3 separate regions of the Mus musculus genome follow, and regions 1 and 3 are each linked to region 2. The links are chromatin loops, found by intact Hi-C in ENCODE. Cell type or tissue: heart. All regions are shown on one strand. Each heading gives the region's core, and the rest is flanking DNA. Links, peaks and the distances in the headings are about the cores only.

Region 1 (4,185 bases), core at 715-3,214, 76 kb after region 2:
ACAAATGATGAGGTAAGGGGCTCCCTTCTGCAGACTTTGAATGGATTGTGTCTCACTCACTTGCTTCTCCTAATGGAAAATCAAGAGTCAGCAAGTTTCAGAGTTAGAAGAGGCCCTGATACCTAGTGTAACCTCTCCATGCTGCAGTTGATAGGGTAGGTTCATAGACACTGAAAGGCTTTGCTGACATCATCCAGCTTGCTGCATAGTTGGTGATCTATGACTGGAACCCTGTTATGTCTTCTACCTTCTGATTCACAACTTTGTAGTGTACTGTTGTGGCCTCCATTGATTATGCATGTATATGTGTATATGTATTTATATATACATGTATATATACATATACACATGTATATATATGTGTATATACACACTATCAAGCATGTATATAACCCTATCTACATATAAAATAAGCATGAATAAAATATATATATTCATATATAACTTTCTCTCCTTATAGATTTTTGAAAGATATGGTAGGTGGCTATTTGTCTTGCATTCTTTTTGTTTCAATTCCTTAGAAAAAGAGTGCTGAATTTTGAACTCTCTTTAGTGTTACACTGAGAACATAAGCAGACCAGAAGTTGAAAACCCAAATGTTCCCGGGACCAGACAGTGGCACATATGATACACGGAGTTGAGTGTGAAACAGTTTGGACTGACTGGAACTGGCTGAAGCAGGCTATGTTTGTTTAGATGCAAAAGATAGCTACTCAGATATTTCCAGTTATTATTTAGGGAAGACAGGCTGGAATAAGTGCCATTTAGAATTTTGTGTAAAGGTTCTTATTTTTAAACATTGTGTGAGGCAATTAGAGCTATTCAATTTTTGCCTGCATCTTTATCAACAGCCTGGTTCCAGAGTAAGTTCCATAACAGCCAAGGATACACAGAGAAACTCTGTCTCAAAAAACAATAATAATAATAATAATAATAATAATAATAATAATAATAATAAATGTATTTTTATCATTTAACAATTTAGAAATACTTTAACTTGCATGACTCTCAGTACTTTTTAAAAAAATATTTATTTATTTATTTGTTTGTTTGTTTGTTTGTTATATGTAAGTACACTGTAGCTGTCTTCAGACACTCCAGAAGAGGGCATCAGATCCCTCATCTTAAAACCAAAACTATTTTTTAATTAATTAATTTATTTTATGTGAGTACACTGTAGCTGTCTTCAGACACACCAGAAGAGGGTGTCAGATCTCCCACCATGTGGTTGCTGGGAATTGAACTCAGGACCTCTGGAAGAGCGTCAGTGCTCTTAACTGCTGAGCCAGCTCTCCAGTCCCCACTATTTTTATAGATATAGTCTCATGGATCACTGGCTGTCCTTGAACTTGCGATTACTTGAAGATTACCTTGAACTCCTGGTTCTCTTGATCTTCCTCTCAAGTGCTAAGATTATATATGTGACTTATCATGTACATCTAAATTTGGAAGAAACAACAAAGGAAAAAACTCTTTAAAAGATGAATAAGGGTCTGGAGAGATGGTACAACGACTAGGAGCACTTGCTCTTGCAGAGATTGGAGTTTGCTGATAACCAGCATGGTGGCTCACACCATGCGTAACTCCAGTTACAGGATATCTGATACCTTTTGACCTTTGAGGACACCAGACACTTACATGGGCCACATGTGTGCATTTAGACACTCAACACACATAAAATAAAAATAAGTCTTTATTTAAAAAAAAGATGAATAAATCATCTAAAAGCAAATAAAGAGCATAGTTAATAAACTGTCAAATTATTCTCTGAATTCTTCTCCATTTTTATGTTCATGGCACTGTAAAAAAATGTCGTCATTCCCGTTTCCAGGTTCTCACCATGCATTTTTGTTTGTTTTAAAGAATAATTTCTTGGATTATTATGTCGCCTACCTGAGGGATTTACCCGAATGCATCTCATTGGTTCATGTTGTGGTACTGAAGGAGGTAAGTTAACTCTATGCATATGCTGACCTTGGCTTATACACCATCTATGTCATGTTGCTGATCCATCCACCAGGACAGCATGCGCCCTGTGGGCTTGTCTTCCAGGCTGAGGAGCCTTGAGTATGTTCCTGATGCCCTCTGCTAGGCTGAAGGAGTTCATTCAGGGATCCGTGCCATTGCTGTGGTCTGCAGTGCTTTAATGATCCACTACACTAAACTACAGACAAAGCCAACAGGAGTCCCAGAGTTCTCCAGCATGCAGCTTAGGTGCTGTATGTGTTGTTTTCAGGCTCAGAATCCAAATCATCCTTTGTCGAGCTAGAAGACTGCAAAGTGCCTCTATCCTGTCCCATTTCAGCATGGCCACTTCAACAGAGTGTTAGGTGGTTGATATGCACGTCTACATGTGCATGGCGTAAATTTAAGCCAGCAAGAAAATAAAGGTCAGATGTCCCCACCCTGGAAGGGCTCTCGTTCACTCTCAGAGCCAATTAGTAGATGACTTGCTAGAAAACCTTAATGCATTAATTTAATTCAAGTACAGCTTGCTGGTTGCCTACTTCTGTCTAGCATTCCATGTAGAAGGGTTGGGGAAGAAGGGAGAGTTTTGAAACTTGGATCAATTATGTATGTATGTATGTATGTACGTATGCATGTATATAATGTTCTCTACTGGGAAACTGTTGTCCCTTTGAGTGTGTCCCTGAGCATGTGGCCTCTCCAGTGAGAGATCCAAACCTCGTGAACCTGTCTGGTGGGCATTTGCTCTCTGGCGGGCGGAATCTCTGATGTTCTATCTGCAGAGCTGACGGGACTTTGAAGAGTGACTGCTTGTTTCTCTTATGCAGGGTGATGAAGAGATTAAGTCGGATATCTACACTCTGTTTTTCCACATAGTACAGCGTATCCCCGAATATCTGATACATCTGCAGGTGAGCCTGATTGGACAAGCCAACAGTCTACACACTGAACTAGTTTTTTTGGCTCCCAATAATATATATTGTAAAAGTGCAAGGACTCATTGATAATTTCTAAGAAGTATTCACATGACTTAGGTTGTCATGGTTACAGCACGCCCACCACACTATGGAGAACCAGCTAAAAAGTCTATTCTTGAAATTTTTGTTTTATGGTACTTGTCTTTGACGTTCCATCTTCCATCCAACTTACCAGCAATCTCCACTTTTGGGGGTCTAGAATCTTTTATAAACACTCTTGATAGCATCTAAGTACCTAATTCACTCTCCTGCTCTTCAGTTCTACCACCATCTGAATGTCACCTCTGGCCGCTTAATTTCTGTTTACGTGCCCACTCAACTACTATCCTGATGGCTTCAGCTTGGCTTGGGTCCAGGGTTCCCTCATACAGTGCTCATACTTTATGTCTCAGTAGAGCCACGAGGAGCAGATGAACAAATTCTCAATGTAACTTTCTATGGAACGTGTAGACCTGTTAGAAGACGTGGAAGTGAGAGTCTAACGCCTTCTTTCTGGAGGTGTCTCTTCCTCCTGCTACCCAGCTGTGCAGGTTTAAGGGTTGACTGAGCTTAAGTAGCTCGGTGACGAGTCTTAGAAAGGCTGTGATGAACGTCAGCTAGAACAGGCCAGAGTCAGTGTGGAGCTCTCCCCCTGGATAGAGCTTCAGCTCCCAAAATATTTTCTCACAGCAGCTATCTTATGGGTCCTTTCAGCAGTTTCACAGGTGTTATGGTTGCTCCTTGTCATAAGGACACAGAAGACCAAAGAGGTCTCAGTACTGTGTTCACAACAGCACACCTAGTAGGCAAAAACCCTGGTCTGAAGGCCAGGCTTTGCAGACACCAGGCCTGCTACTATCTCGTTCACATTCAATTCTTCTGTCATTTACTAGACCTAAAGGAGATCACTGAGCTCCATGTCTCAGTGTCCTTCCTTATTATATAGAGGTCACTTCTATACCCATCTGGGTTGTGATAAAAACTAAATAAGATAATGAATATAAAAGAGCTTAGCTCCTGTTAATGGCAAGGGGTCAACAGATAAATAATACAGTTTTCACAATCAAAATCAAATTAATATTCCACTGTAGCCTGTAAGATCGTTTATTCCCTTGTGTACTACTATAATGACATGCCTGAGGCTGGGTTGTTTTTTTAAGGGAAGAGGTTTATTTTGGATCACAGTTTTGAAGGCCCCAAAGCATGGTGCTAGCATTGGTTTCTGGTGACCCTCCTCATGGTAAATGCGGTAATAGCAAAG
Region 2 (4,185 bases), core at 1,020-3,519:
CAAGAAGATTCTGTACTGACTTAAAACAAGTTGCCTCACACCAACCCAGAAAAGGTTACATTTTCAACTTGAGCTGTAATTTTCACGCAAAAATCTGAACCAAGATTTACCGATTATAGCGGCATCCGATATCACATTCCCCAGACGTTTTCTGTAGAATACAAATTAGGTTATCTAGTCCGCAGGGAGGAATCCCACTATCTATGTAGCCTGCTAAGATTTCATCTTTCTTTACCATAGACACTGGATCCAAGTTTGGCTCTAAAAGGATCCTTTGTTTCACACCCAAGTTTGGCTCCCACGTACAGCATCGTCAAGCTGAGGTGATGAAAACTGAACCCACACCGCTTGCCTCCCAGGCAAACCTCTGACCACTATACATTCCCCCAGCTCCATTCAGATACCTAGTCATGCAAGGTTCCTTTCTTCAACATCCATCTTCTCCAACCCTTTCCCCAAACAGCCCCTCGGGTCGCCACCGAGCCACAGACAGGAAATGGGGCTGGCGCCCCTCCTTTTCAACCTTGCTCGGAGCCGTGGGTGTGGACGACCTCGACTGCAGATCCCGGGGTTCCCCAGGATTCTGCAGGTCCAGGTTCACTGCCCCTGGGCTGACAGGCAGGACCATAGGGGCTGCATGGTCCTCGGATGTGATCACTAGAGAGGGGAGGCGGCAGGCGGGCCTGGCAACCCCGAACCCGCGCGGCCCCGCACATGCCACGTCAGGCCGTACCTGGCTCGTAGCGTTGCTGGCTGCGGAGCTCAGGAGGCGGCACCCAGGGTCGGGGTCCGGGCTGGGTTCAGCTTCCCTCTTGGACCTCACCCGCAGCAGCCGCCCCGCCCAGGTGTCTTCTGATTGGCTTCTTGCACTTTTGCTTCCGGGTGAGAGGTCGCCCGGTCGCCCCAGCAACCGAGGCCCGCTCTGTCCTAGAGCCCAGCTCCCTCCAGCCTGCCGAGCTGGCGAGCCTAGGGGAATCGCAGAGTCGCGAAAGCCTGTCCTTCACGTCTCCATCAAGTGAGTGCGCTTCCTCTCGGGAGCTGATGGACCCGGAGCCAGCCGCAGCATCCACTCTGGGGTGGAGGGGCACCGACAGCCCGGCGTCGGGGGATCCGGAGATACAGCGTGGGCCCCCGAGTCTGTGGGTTCGCTGTGCCTATCACTCCGGATTTGTTTCCTTTACGGTGCCAGATCAATGGCAGAGGTTCCTGCTAACTCACATAATCCAGAAATTTGAATGTGGAAACGTCACCCCCTTATTTAGAGAATATTAGTTTCTGTAATCGAACTCACACAGATAAGGTTTTACCTATGTAATACAGTGAAGTAAGCCTGTACAAATGGAAAAGAAATTAGCTTGATGTTTCTAGACTAATATGGCTGCTGATTTTGGTACAATGACAACTCAACATGGTTGAAAACACAAGTACAGTTTTCAAAAATTAAACGTGTGTTTAATATATATACATATTTAATATATTATATAATATATATTAACATATAATATATTAATATTATTTTAAATATAGGTATATGTTTATATGTGTATATATTTATATATGTGTATATATTTTTATATATGTATATATATCTATGTATATGTATAAAGAGCAATAATAGTATGTTATGCATCAGTAATAACAACAGCTTTTTCAGGTCCTGTAGTCATCTGAACAAAATTGTAGACGTCTAGCCTCGCCTTAAAAACAAACAAACAGAAAAACACCACCAAACAACTAGAAACAGCACAGGTCTGTGACCATTAGGGTACCAGCACAATATATATATGTATATAAGTATACACATATACATACATGTGTGTGTATTGTACATATATAATTATATGTATATTATATATATGTATGTATATTATAGACATATAATTAGCTTTTAAATCATCTGTAAAGAAGACATCCTGAGTAATATTGGAACCATCTTTGATAAAGCTACCAATTCATATCATGCAGCAGGTAGGAGATATTTTACACTCACATGATACAGTGCTGCCCCCACATTTGTAACACTAGAGGGCGAAAAAGGCATTTGAGACTTCTTTTTACTTTTTTCAGCAGAGGGCCAAATGCTGGTGTGACATAGCTCTGTAAAAGAAGTGCACTCTTTTAGATAGGAATTCCTTTCAGTAGTGTTCAAAGTATTACACTCTCACGAAACAACAAACAAACAAACAAAACCAAAAAAAAAAAAACCCTGAAAACCAAAAAGGGGAAACATTTCCCCGAGATAAAGCCGTACAAGACTATGCTCATCAAACGTGGAAATCTGAAGAGCGGTTGAGGACTGCTTCATTTCCTGTATGATCAGTTGTGTTTAGTAGTGTCCTGCTTAGTAGGCGTTTAATGATTCTGTCTCAAGAGCCATTCATTCCCTAGATAAGCATTTTCTGTTTGTACTCAATACCGAGTCAGGTGGTGGGAGGACATTTCATCGATCTATGGTCCCTATTTTAGTGTAGGTGACTAACTACACATAAGCATTGCTTTACTAAGACCCCTAGTCCTGGAACCAGAGGAGTTTAAGGATGAGAAGAAGTCAGACAGACTTTGCAGAGGGGCCATCTACAGAGTTGGACACTAGCCTGCATGGCCTACATAGGTTCATCCTTTTAGTCAAAAGTAAGAATGAGACATTGAGGTAGAATCTGTTTCTACCCAAAGAAGACGCTCGTGCCTCCGGGAGAGCACAGCATAGCTGCAGTGGGCACTGTGAGCAGATTTCGTAATCTGATAAGCATTGTTAAAGCATCCACTACTGCCTGACTGAAAAAAAAAAGTTAACTTTGTACTAATAAAATCATACAAAATAAATTAAAATAGGCCATCTAGGGAAGATAATTTATTTCCTCAGGACTCTGCACCAGCCAGTAGAAATGCCAGTGTGTCTGTGTGAAGAGAATTTACCGGAATCCTGCTGAAAGCACATGTGCTGTGGGTCTCATGATATTAAACTATTTAAACTTACCTTTATTTCCCTCAATCTCTTAAAGCTTCGTCAGAAGTATATAAGATCAAATTTATATTTCCAAATGGAGACACATACGGTAAGCATGCATCTTAATTATCTTTTCATATAGGAAATTTGTTTTATAAAACCTTTTTTTTTCAATTCTATGAAAAATTTAATTGAAAGTTTTCAAATTTTTCTCTAGAAATATCACAGTACTTTTCTTTCTAGTAATGCTATCTTGTAAAACACTATCATAACCCAATTCCTATGTTTGTTGTTTCTACGATTATAGATGCTATTTTAAATACCTAGTACTCTCCTCTTTCTTATTTCTCTGAAAGCTGTCTAGCTAATTTCCCATAATTCACACGTTCAGATCATATAGTTAATTCCCCTCAATGATGTTGCAAAAACCCAACCAAACAACAGACAACAATGATAACAACTAAAACAAATATGCATCAGAAACAAAGCTTTGAAATGACATTTATAGTAGTATATACACAGGAAGGCTGAGCTGCTGTCATTGTGCAGGGCCACTAGTGACAATGCCAGGAATACCTCATGTATACTCTCACGACAGCAGTCATTTCAACTCCATGTTTCCAAAACATGCTACTGTTCCCAAGAAGGAGCCGTGTCTACCTGATTTTACATCTTGAGTCCAACTTTCTGTTGTCTTTTTCTACTAAAACTTGCCCTAAAGTACAGAGAAAAAACAACTTTCTGAGCTATGAACTATTTTACCCATACATTATATTTCCAGTGGTAAAATAAGACAAGCTAAAGTTATCCCATATCAACTGTAACCTCCCAAGTCAATGCTCCTGTTTTTTAAATTTATTTTATCTTTTTTTACAGTTCCCATCCTGGTCCACCCTCTGACTGTTCCATAGCCCCCCATAACCCCCATCCCCATCTCCATGTGGATGTCCCCAACCCACACACAAACACCCCACTTCAACATAACGCCCCACTCCCTAGGGCCAGCCAGTCTCTAGAGGGTTAGGTGCATCTTCTCTGACTGAGTTCAGACCCGGCAGTCCTCTGCTGTATGTGTGTTGGGGGCCTCATGTCAGCTGGTGTATGCTGCCTGGTTGGTGGTCCAGTGTCTGAGAGATCTTGAGGGTTCAGGTTAATTGAGATTGCTGGTCCTCCTACAGGGTCACCCTCCCCCTCAGCTTCTTCCAGTTTTTCCTTAATTCAACCACAGGGGTCAGCAG
Region 3 (4,185 bases), core at 715-3,214, 100 kb after region 2:
GGGCAGTGATTAAAAGCACAATGCCAATCAACCGGATGTGGAGAGTAAAACAATTAAACGACAAACAAAAATAAGAATTCTCTTCCTTTCATAACCTGCTTGTCATCAAAACAGTAGGTTACTAGAAAGTTTTAAAATATTACACGCCTTTCAGATTTTATTTTGACAGCACACCCTGTCTCTATCTGCAGACCACTATTGTATATTATTAAGCTAATAGTAATGTGGCCAGTCTGGGTCCCTACTTCCTGATAACTGGCTGCTGGGTGAGTGCAGTTCTTCCTGCACCTCTGAGCGCTCCTGCTTCCCAGATCCCCAGCACATCCACATACCAAACACAGCTCTTGTCTGTGCTCAGATTCCCAAGTCCTCGCCATCACCGGTGGTTTAGGGTCACTCTCCATAAGGACTTTTAGTTTTCTGACCGCGGTTCTGCATAAAGGAATGCAACTAACCCAGGCTCTCCACCGCCTCTGAGCCATGCCCTTCCAGCTCAGTCAGCTTCACAGCCTCGCTCTGCCTCTTCCCGCTGAGCGGATCCTTAAGATCCACGTGAAGGCCTCATCTTTCTGAGATCCTGTGTGGTGTGACTACTTCATCTTTTGAGATTTGTCTTACCTTCCTATTAAGACAGCAAGTCCTCTCAAGGGCAAGGCTATGCTTGCTTTTTTTTTTAATGCTTCATAAATCACTTCCACTTTGCATATGGCCAAACTTCAGCACCGTCAGCTCAGTCCCTCACATTTCTGTTTAAGGAAAACGCCAATCAGAGGAGAAGATACAGACATCTTCAGAACCAATTAAAGATATCATGCCACTCTCACTGATACTAAAACACTTCTCCAATGAAAAGAGTAATGGGTTACTCTGTTTCCTTCTGGCGCATTCCATAATCTTTCTAGATAGCACTGTAAGCTGAAAGGGGAGGTGGGGGCTTTAGTGACCGTGATATTTGGCTTAATGACGAGTTAGGGATGAAGTCAAGGTGAGACAGTTGCTCTACCTCTGGTCTCCAGCCCTCTGACCACTGGTGTCTGCAGGAAATGATCCGGGTGATAGGAGAATGAAGCCACTTTACCAGAGATGCAGACTTTCCTGCTAGGAGGTCCCAGGAGTGACTTGCAGCCTTGAAGAGTCTACATACAAGCCCACGCAAGGAGCATGTTATTTCTCGGAGTTCAGAATTGGACCATCTGAGAAAGGGATGTGTGGGTTACAATGCTAAGGTTCTTTTGCTGGGCTATTTCATTTTGTAAGAGTTTAAGCTCATCTGAGATTGAAGCTAGATTGTTTATGAAACTCCTGAAGTGGAATTCTGTGGTAGCTGATGGCTAACTGCTTTTCCACCTCGTCTTTCTTATGTCATCTCAGCGATGACACTGTGATTCCCGGATTCCCAGAACTGCCTCAGTCCTGTTAGAGTGGGGTGACTTTGGGCTTGGTCCACAGAGCTGCATTTACATTTAGCTATTCTGAGATTTTGAATTCCTAAATTTGTCACCTATGTAATAAGCGCTTTGCATTGAAATTTTATTAAAGTACATTCATACACATGGCAAGTATTCCTTATTAACTGGCAAACTGATTTTATATTCAAGAAAAAAAATCAATTGCAAGCCCTGACAAATGAATGACTAAATGTCTTAGATAACAGTCTTAGGACAATAAAATTATCTAGTGTTTATACTAACTTTTTCACAAAACATTGCCATTAGTAAGTTTCTACAAGAGCCCAAAACAGCAATGCTTCCAGTAAAGTTGGGATTCCTTGTCACACAGTGATTTAGAAACAGAAGTGGCTTTAGGACTTGTGGCTGCTAAGCATTCTGGGATTTGTGGTTTCCTTTGATGTCAGATTTACTTTTTTAAATGTTCAAACTTATATCTAAGCCTTTCCCACAGTATCTTCCCCACCTCAGTTAGTGGTAATCTTCATTCGTGTTGCTCTGGCCTCAAGCCTTGAAGTTGGCTTTGACAGCTCTGGGTTTGTGTCTGTCAGGATGTTCGGGCTGTGGTGAAGTGGGCGTGGTCTGATACGGTCCCGACTCAGTCTTTGCCCTGGCTTCCGCTCCGCTGCCCTCGTCCGCCCCCTCGTGCTCTTACTTTAGTCCTTCCCCACACACAGTGAGTGTAAAGTGGATCTTGCCAATGCTTCAGCCCCAACCCAAGTCAGCGCCTCTCACCCTTGCGCCTGCTGCAAGCCTTTAATATCATGTGCTGACTCCCAGCCAATCATTTTCGTTGCTACTTCCTAACTGTAGTTTTGCTACTGTATGAATTGTAATGTAAATATCTGTGCTTTCCAGTAGTCTTAGGTGACCCTGTGAAAGGCCATTCAAGTCCTCCCTGGAGCGGTGATGCCCAGGTTGGGGACGGGCTCTAAGAATGATGACAATGGCGTTTAAAGCTTTAAGTGATCTTCAGTGCTTAACTCCCAGTGGCACCTCTTTATAGTCTATCCATATCCATTTCTCACCTACACTAGCAGCCTCGGTGCTCTCAGATATACCAAGGATGCCCCTGCCTCTGAACTATTGAACTGGCTCTTGCCTGAGCCACTTAGATGTCTCATTATTTCACCTCTTGGAAGGTTTGTGTACCTCTATGAGGCTAACTAATCACTACAGTTAAATTCCACACTTCTACTCACCAGTCCTCTTTTCTCTTCATAACAGTTACATTTGTTTTGTTTGTTTTCTCAAGACAGAATTTCTCTGTGTAGCTCTGGCTGTCCTCCATAGACCAGGCTGGCCTTGAACTCAGAGATCTGCCTGCCTCTGCCTTTCAAGTGCTGGGATCAAAGGCTTGCGCCACCACTGCCCTGTAGTTACATTTTTAATGTACAATATTCTACTTATAAAATATTGTCTACATATTTATACTAGCTCGTAAATCCCATGAAATGGATTTTTCTTCATTCCTATGTTCTAACATCAGTTCTGTAAGACCAATATTTATTTGTGGCTGAATAGTCAAATGGGCTCTTATCAAATGCTTATAATTTAAGGTCACTCAAAACCAATCTGCATAGTGATAAACAGCACAGAAAGCCATACTGAATCAAATCATAGGATGTCAGGACAGACAGCCAACCTCTTTAGAGTTTTCTAAAGCAGACTCATCCTTTATACTTTTATTTGCCATTTAAAAAAAAAGTGTCAAGTGCTTTGTGGAAGACATTGTGTTGCGCATGTCAGTCATTCACCCAGGGAGTACTAGAAGCAGAATAGACAGGTCTGCTCCACACTTGCTTACTCTGCCACTGGGAATCTTACATTTCTTAATCACTTATCAAGGCAATGAAACCAGCTATTAAAGGTCCCAAAAGGTTAGTGTGGCCATAAATTGCTTTTCAGGATTTGTAGTCTATCAAAGGTGCAGAAATTCAGGCTCAAATGTGGAGAAGGCCTCTTTAGTTCTGTTTTAGAACGGAAGCGACGTAAGGCTCTCTCTCCTCTTCGATGACCTAGCACTTACTTTTGATTATAAAGCAGAAAGGCGAATCTCACCAACATCAGTGTTAATCTTACTTACAGTTAGTAAACCCGATCGAAGGCCTAGAATCCATTCGATAATACATGCCAGGAGTCAGCACTGCAGGCATCCATGCGGGCCCTCCCTCCTCCGAGCACCAGGGGCCCTGAGCCTCTGTCCCAGTCAGGGCCTTATACACCCCTTTGCCTAGGCCTCACTTACCTTGCTTCTTTATTTGCTTTACTCTCTCTGGTACAGGGGATGAGACCCGGGCTTCACTGTCAGCAAGCACTCTTATCACTGAGCAGCACCCACCCCCATTTGCCTTTTTATTTTGAGACAGGTTCTAGGATGGCCTTGAACTCACAGTTGCCCAGGTATGCCTTGAATAATATCCTGACACAGTCTCCCCAGTAGCTGGGCTCTCAGACCTGTACCACAAGGCCTGGCTTGCCTTTACTTTGAAATAAATGGACTGAATCTAATAATCATTTAATATATTTATTTTATGATACATTTTGAGTGACTGTATTTACAAAATTCTTTAGATACAACCTTAAGCTCTTTCATGTCAAACGACCCCAGCTGGGTGCACCGCCTAAGCTCATTGTTTTGGAAATGTGACTGCCTCTGAAACGTCATCCTGTGTATACCCAAAGATCAACCTACCTGGTCAAATATAAGCTAAACTAGAATCACTAACAACTTCCA

Evidence for each region. Peaks named below come from ENCODE experiments on the same cell type or tissue, not always from the same donor. Only the 100,000 strongest peaks of a DNase experiment are listed, where the experiment ranks them.
Region 1: it touches region 2 in a loop (4-fold over the local background); 12 of 42 quality-filtered maps call a loop at or near these places.
Region 3: it touches region 2 in a loop (11-fold over the local background); 6 of 42 quality-filtered maps call a loop at or near these places.

The regions. Positions count from the first base shown.
Region 1 is chr17:80,365,390-80,369,574 of GRCm38, forward strand. Arhgef33 (Rho guanine nucleotide exchange factor (GEF) 33) reads left to right here. Exons shown (of 18, transcript NM_001145452.1): 10 at 1-12; 11 at 1,864-1,947; 12 at 2,796-2,879. Among named protein-coding and RNA genes, the nearest start is that of Gm10190, 6.1 kb to the right of the region's middle. In heart, for the core only: a CTCF peak has its summit at 2,103; no DNase peak of the experiment used is centred there.
Region 2 is chr17:80,289,323-80,293,507 of GRCm38, forward strand. Dhx57 (DEAH (Asp-Glu-Ala-Asp/His) box polypeptide 57) reads right to left here and starts at 1,154. Exons shown (of 24, transcript NM_001163759.1): 1 at 734-1,154. It overlaps Morn2 (MORN repeat containing 2), which reads left to right and starts at 890. Exons shown (of 5, transcript NM_194269.2): 1 at 890-1,015; 2 at 3,003-3,056. In heart, for the core only: a CTCF peak has its summit at 2,025 (motif pointing right); no DNase peak of the experiment used is centred there; H3K4me3 peaks cover 428 bases; H3K27ac peaks cover 336 bases.
Region 3 is chr17:80,389,789-80,393,973 of GRCm38, forward strand. Sos1 (SOS Ras/Rac guanine nucleotide exchange factor 1) reads right to left here. Exons shown (of 22, transcript NM_009231.2): 22 at 3,964-4,185. It also overlaps a transcript of Arhgef33 not described here. Among named protein-coding and RNA genes, the nearest start is that of Gm10190, 18 kb to the left of the region's middle. In heart, for the core only: a CTCF peak has its summit at 2,102 (motif pointing left); a DNase peak (open chromatin) is centred at 2,133; H3K4me3 peaks cover 922 bases; H3K27ac peaks cover 516 bases.